2 separate regions of the Homo sapiens genome follow, and region 1 is linked to region 2. Evidence: chromatin contacts called from ENCODE Hi-C or POLR2A ChIA-PET data. All regions are on one chromosome and are shown on one strand. The core of a region is the stretch at or near the end of the contact, and the rest is flanking DNA. Distances in the headings are between cores, read along the strand shown.

Region 1 (3,135 bases), core at 289-2,788, 300 kb after region 2:
GGGGTTTCACCATGTTGGCCAGGATGGTCTTGATCTCTTGACCTTGTGATCTGCCCACCTTGGCCTCTGAAAGTGCTGGGATTACAGGCGTGAGCCACCACACCCAGCCGACTGTATTCTTAAGTAACTTTATCTTTGAGAATTCTAGCTGTCGCATTCATATTTGAATATTTTGCCTGGTTATAATAATTATGGGTCATGGTCTTTCTCAGAGCCTGGTAAATGTTGCTCCGTTGACTACTAGCATTGAACTTTGCTGTAAATTAGATTAAGAGTCTAGACTGATTTTTCTCTCCAAGTAGAATGTATATATAATATATATTTTACATATTCTGAGTATGTTTATATTCTATATTCTGATATATATATTCTCTATAGAGAATTTTGTATTTTGCTTCAACTCTTAAAGGCTAGATTTAAGTAATGTTTTTTTCAGAAGGTCCCAGGGGGCTGTATTTCTAAGTGCTTTCTTTATCTTTGAGAATTCTACCTGTTGCATTCATATTTGAATATCTTTCCTGACTATAATAATTATGGGTCATGCTTTTCCTCAGAGCCTGGTAAATGTTGCTTCATTGACTACTAGCACTGAACTTTGCTGTAAATTAGATTAAAAGTCTAAACTGATTTTTCTTTCTGAGTAGAATATATATACGTGTGCATGTGTGTGTGTGCGTGTGTGTGTGTGTGTGTGTGTGTATGTCTGTAACCTGCAGTTCAGTAACTGCTAGGATGAGTGTTAAGATTTCCATTTTAAATTTTACTGAAGAATAGCCTGTATCCTGCAATTATAGATTTTTCCTTTATTTTAGAGACATTTTCTTGTAATATACTATATTTGAATATATCTTCTGTTCGTTTTGTGGGGTCTTTGCTTCAGAGACCTCAATTATCCTTATTTTGGTGCTGACTTCATTTGTTTTCCCTATCTATTAACTTTGTTTCACTTTAACCACCATATTTCTTTCATCCGACTTGGTTGTATAATCACATCGTTAAGATCTTTTTTTAGTTTCAGTGTTCTCATTAAGATGAACAATGCAAAAGGAATCTCCTGTGTTTTGAATTTTATTTTTTTCTGGATTTTCTTTTTTTTTTTTCTTTTGCTTCCCACCGACTGCTTGAGATTCTATATGTTCTTACTCTTTATCTGTACCTTAAGGAAATGGTGGGGAATGGGAGGAGTGTGCAGGCTGTGTTAGATGACCTGGGGTCCTGCACTTTTTTCCTGAACTTTTATTACATATCCTGTACAAGGGTTCACTCCAACTAATTAGGGCTCAATACCATTCACAATGGGGAGTGAGTGTTCTTGGGCTTTGGATTGTTTTCTGTCTCACCCATTTCTCCCCTTTAGTCCTTGCCACTGTTCCTCAGTCAGAAGAGGAATAGGGTAATAAAACCAACTCAGTTTCCTTTCCTCCATATTTGGAAGTTTTTGTGGGAATTCTCAGATTTTTGTGAACTTACCAACATGGTTTCTGGAAAGCTGAGGGCTGGATTCAGAGCCAAGCTATGTCCTTTAGCGTCACTTCATTCCAGAATCAGCTGCTTCTTTATTGCAATACATTGTGCCTCTTTCTTTATTTGGTGGCTTGATGAATTTTTCTTCATGTTGGTTTTTACTATTCTTTTTTTTGAGCTGGAGTCTGGCTCTGTTGCCCAGGCTGGAGTGCAGTGGCACAACCTTGGCTCACCACAACCTCCACCTCCCGGGTTCAAGCAATTCTCCTGCCTCGGCCTCCTGAGTAGCTGGGATTACAGGCGTTTGCCCCCATGCCCGACTAATTTTTGTATTTTTAGTAGAGACGGGGTTTCACCATGTTGGCCAGACTGGTATCAAACTCCTGATTCAAGTGATCTGCCCTCCTCAGCCTCCCAAAGTGCTAGGATTACAGGCGTGATCCACCATGCCTGGCTGGTTTTTACATTTTTTATTTTATTTTATTTTATTTTTTGAGACAGAGTCTCACACTGTCGCCCAGGCTGGAATGCAGTGGCGCAATCTCGGCTCACTGCAAGCTCTGCCTCCCTGGTTCACGCCATTCTCCTGCCTCAGCCTCCTGAGTAGCTGGGACTATAGGCGCCCGCCACCACGCCCAGCTAATTTTTTGTATTTTTAGTAGAGATGGGGTTTCACTGTGTTAGCCAGGATAGTCTCGATCTCCCGACCTTGTGATCCACCCGCCTCAGCCTCCCAAAGTGCTAGGGTTACAGGAGTGAGCCACCGCACCCGGCCGGTTTTTACATTTTTTAAAAAACCTATGATAGGCAGCTGTAGTAGAATAGATAAAGGCATAAACTCTAGAGCCACACTTGCTGGCTTCAAGTCTCGCTCTTTGCTCAATGAGACTGGGCGTGAAGCTATTTAGCTTCTATGTTAGTTTTCCAGTCTGTCAAGTGCCTTCCTCAAAGCGTTGCTGTTAAGATCAAAGCACTTAATGCAGATAAAGCTTTTAGAACCATCCCTGGCATAGAGTAAGCACTTAGTGAATGTCAGATAATCTTTTTATTTTTAATGCAGTTATCTTTGTTAAGTATTAAGCAGCAGAAAATTCTTTTCAATCTATCTCCTTAAGCCAGAAGTCTCTGGTTTTATTCTTTAGCTTAATGTTTCCTAATATTCTTGAGTCTATGATATATATATGCAGCCTGACTGAATGGCACAATGAGGTTATTCAGAGGTAATATCTATTGGTCTAAACTTTCTACTTCAAACTCCCCAAATCATGTAAACATGCCCATTATTCTCCTTTTTCATTTTGTCCTCTTCTCACAAAAACTCTGTCAAATGTCAAAAGTGAAGAAATCCACGACTTTGGAGTTTATTAAGCCTTAATCTTCTCTGGTATATAGTATATGCTCCAATTGCTGTTTATGGAATAAAGATACTGAATCTAAGACTTGCTCCACAATTGTTGGAATACTGACACCCTCTAAGTATCATTTGAGAGCTCATGCTATTATTTCATGGATTGTGCATCCTAAAAAGAACCAATTTATGTAGTTACCTAGACATCACCTTTTATCATTGCATAAGTTAACATATCTTTCAAAATATATTTTTGGCTTTTCAAATATCTCACCCATGCCAACAATCCCTAAATGGTGGGCCCTACAAGTATACTGCATATG
Region 2 (3,591 bases), core at 955-3,454:
GTTTACGTATGCATCTGTGGGCCCTCGTCAGTGAGTAGAACTCTCTGGAATTTGGAGGCCAGAGTTGGGAAGTGCTGATCTGGGTTAACCTTCATTTTCTGAGGTCTGGAGAGATTAAGTGATTTGCACAAAATTACACAATTAACTAGGGTAAGCTACAGCTAAACTACAAGTCTCTTCAAGCTCTGTCTCATACAATTTCCACCACCCCCTAAATTATAGATGAAAGTACACAGAGTCACAGAAAGAAGATTCCTATGCTAATTCGGAGCACTGTATTTTCAGGCAAATTTATCAGCTAAGTGCTGAGAGCGCTACTGCACTTTAGATCTGGAAACGCAGAAGGGTGCTCAGGAAACTTATAAATAGAATGGTTGCAGATAGTTTGATGTCAGCTTTAGGACATAAATAATGTTTAGCAGGTGTCAAATCAAGGCTTGGTTCTGTCTGACATTTTCATCAGTGACCTAGATAAGACATTGGCAATCTATGGAGCTAAAGTCTCTCAAAAGAATTTTACATTTTCCTTCTGCTGTCTCCTGCCCACAACCTGTCACTCCTTTTCTTCTCCCATAATCATGCCCCATGCCATTCCCACAGCTCAACTGATCTCAGTGAGAAGTTAGATTATTTAATTAATTACTACTAAGTTGTCAGTGACTAATATAACAGCCTTTCCAAACATCTTAGAGACCTTTAATTTTTTTAAATTAGTCTATTTATCCAAAATAATAATACTCTTTAGTGGGTGACACATGTATCTCTGTGCTGACTAGACTATTTCTTCCTGCCAAGCATGACCATAACTCCTCTAAATTCATTTTTTTTTAATTCTTGAAAATGTTGAAAGGATGGCATTTTTTCTACCTGAAACTGAACTAAACCTCTGAACTTTCCTCAGTATGATGCTTCAGGCAGCTACTAGCAATTAATCAGTGAAAATCAATTGGCGCTTGCCATGAACCTTAATTTGCCATTTCTGATGTATATGATGTGAATACATTCCTGTGTAGAGGTAGAGAATAATATTTTATAACCTTTCAAAAACACCCCCATAGCCCATTTTATTTGAAAAAGATAAGGTTACACTTCTTTTTGTTGTTGTTGCTCTCCACTCCTTACATATAAACAATGCTAAAGCTTGCAGAAAAAGAACATGTCTACAACTTCAATTTTATCAAAGAGATGGCAAATCCTTCCCTGAGGATCACTTAGATATAACAGTTATTTCTGGAAGTAACAAAAATGCCTGCAGTGGCATGGAATTTTGTAAAGTGGAATTCTAGCCATAGGTAGTGTATTCTTAATGAATATACCACTACATTTTTTTAAATTGAAATGACACCAATTGGACAAAAATCCACAAGGCCTTACAAATGAGGCTACTTAGAAACAGCCATGAGTATCTGACAGGTCAGGAAAGTAAACTGTTTCATACAGACTTTGCTGTTAAAAATACTCCAGTGATGTGTTTTTATAGGCAGGCAAGGGAAAATGTCCATAAATAGCTCTGGGAAGTTTAGCCAAGAGTTTAAGTTGCCAGTAAAAATATTAAATTGACCATCAATAGAAATATTTCAAATTTAGTGAATACTTAAAAAGGCAAAAATAAGAAGAAACTGAATGATAGCAACATTTAAATTTGTAGAATTATTTTCTCTTTGCTATATTCTGTATTTTTCTAATATTTCAGTGTTTCTTTCCCTATTTTCATATCCTATGATTTTCTTCATCCCAAATTATATTTTCATTTATCATTGATTTAAATGCTTTATTTCTTTTTTGTTTGTGAAGGTGGATTTTTTTTAACCTTATTCCAGAAACTTTCCCATCTGAATTTCAAATCATCGTTGCTTAACAGTTCATTTCTTTTCAAGGGATGGGGGGTTACTCTTTAACGAGTATGAGGGGTTGGGAGGGAAAACTTCACCTTTCTGACACTGGAAATTCGAATCAGTAAGATGTCCTTCATCCTGATACACGCTTTCTTGGGTGTTTACTGTCGGCACTCAACCATGAACTATGACTTGGCATCTGTAGTCTCTAATCCTAACTCAGGTTTATGAAGTTTCACAATTTTTTCCCTAGAGAACAGCCAACGCTGAGCTGGCGCAATACCACGGAGCACAGACCTTTGAGGAGCACACTACTGGCATCCATATAAGGAATACAGGACTTGGTCATGGCAGCCCAGGGCAGCAGGAGGAGTGCACTCAGCTCTTCGTAATTCCGTGCAACCATGCAAGTGAGGACGAGGCTGTCCGGCCCCTCCCTGATTGCCTTCTCCCACATAAGTTTGAGAAGGAGGCCTTGGACAGCACATACACTAAAATTTGAACGATGCAGAGAAGATTAACATAGAGTCAGAAAGAAAGAAAGAAAAAGGAAGGAAGGAAGGAAGAAAGAAAGGAAAGAAAGAAAAAGAAAGAAAGAGAAAGAAGAAAGAAAGAAGGAAAGAAAGGAAGGAAGGAAGGAAGGAAGGAAGGAAGGAAGGAAGGAAGGAAAAGAAACATGCTGGTTGGCAATATTTCAGAATGATGGTCTGATTCATGGTGACTTCTAACTTATTAATAAAGAATAAATATTTTCTTGAAAAACCAATTCCATGAACAGTTACTTAACTATATATATATATAATATAGTTTATATTAAAACTATAAATTTTAAAATTGAAAAGCTTCTTAAATCAAAGCCTTAACATGTTTCAACTCTCTCCTCTGATGAATTTAGAAGAGTTACTGTAACTCTTAAGCTATGCCTGAGTTGGAATTCAGAAGTAGGATCAGGGCTTAGCTTGAATCATTTGTCTAGGCTTTTTGATCTGGGGAAGCCATTTCATTTTTATTTCCTTTAGACACAGAAAATGTTTTCCCTTGTGTTAAAGTGGACATTTTTGTCCTCACTAATATTTTTCTTTTCTTTTCTTTTCTTTTTCTTTTTTTGAGACAAAGTCACCCAGGCTGGTGTGCAATGATGTGATCTTGGTTCACTGCAACCTCCACCTCCAGGGTTCAAGCAGTTTTCCTGCCTCAGCCTCCTGAGTAGCTGGGATTACAGGTGCCCGCCACCACACCTGGCTAATTTTTGTATTTTTAGTAGAGACAGGGTTTCACCATGTTGGCCAGGCTGGTCTCAAACTCCTGACCTCAAGTGATCTGCCCACCTCAGCCTCCCAAAGTGCTGGAATTACAGGCGTGAGCCACCATGCCCACCCTAATATCATTTTTAATATTGTAAACTTGTCAGTTCTCTCTTATATTCCAATTTTCCTCACGCCTCTACTCACATTGTTTCTTGCCAGTTACCACAGTAGGAGTAATCTTATCTAGCAATTGTAGATAATACATTAAATTTTAATGTTAAAAACATTCTTCTTAAAATTCTTGACACATGACCTGTGTTATTTCTTCTGATACTCTGCCATTGAAAGCTACAAAGGAGGTTAAGTGTCTACAAAATCCCGCCTTTCCTGTTTTCCTCAGTTACTGCAATTCCAAATTTTTACTGGGAATTTTAATGTAAACAAGTTTGCAATGATTTTCATACCATCCTTGAAACCTCTGAGTCTTGTAAGCATCTCTAGGATTATGT

The links. A loop is a pair of places that touch in the nucleus more often than their neighbours do. ChIA-PET counts read pairs that join two places held with the same protein, here RNA polymerase II (POLR2A).
Region 1: a map of HCT116 shows a loop between it and region 2 (2.4-fold over the local background). The contact joins two enhancer-like sites. A Hi-C loop is called at or near these places in 3 of 168 maps with a recorded cell type or tissue (HCT116, endothelial cell of umbilical vein and mammary epithelial cell). POLR2A ChIA-PET finds 5 or more read pairs at or near these places in 1 of 52 experiments (AG04450).

Annotation. Positions count from the first base shown.
Region 1 is chr4:94,713,529-94,716,663 of GRCh38, forward strand. No RefSeq gene overlaps it. Among named protein-coding and RNA genes, the nearest start is that of BMPR1B-DT, 42 kb to the right of the region's middle. Within about 2 kb of position 1,539, at least 2 of the 41 ENCODE cell types and tissues checked have a DNase peak (open chromatin) inside an H3K27ac peak, as active enhancers do.
Region 2 is chr4:94,408,712-94,412,302 of GRCh38, forward strand. No RefSeq gene overlaps it. Among named protein-coding and RNA genes, the nearest start is that of PDLIM5, 41 kb to the right of the region's middle. Within about 2 kb of position 2,205, at least 12 of the 41 ENCODE cell types and tissues checked have a DNase peak (open chromatin) inside an H3K27ac peak, as active enhancers do.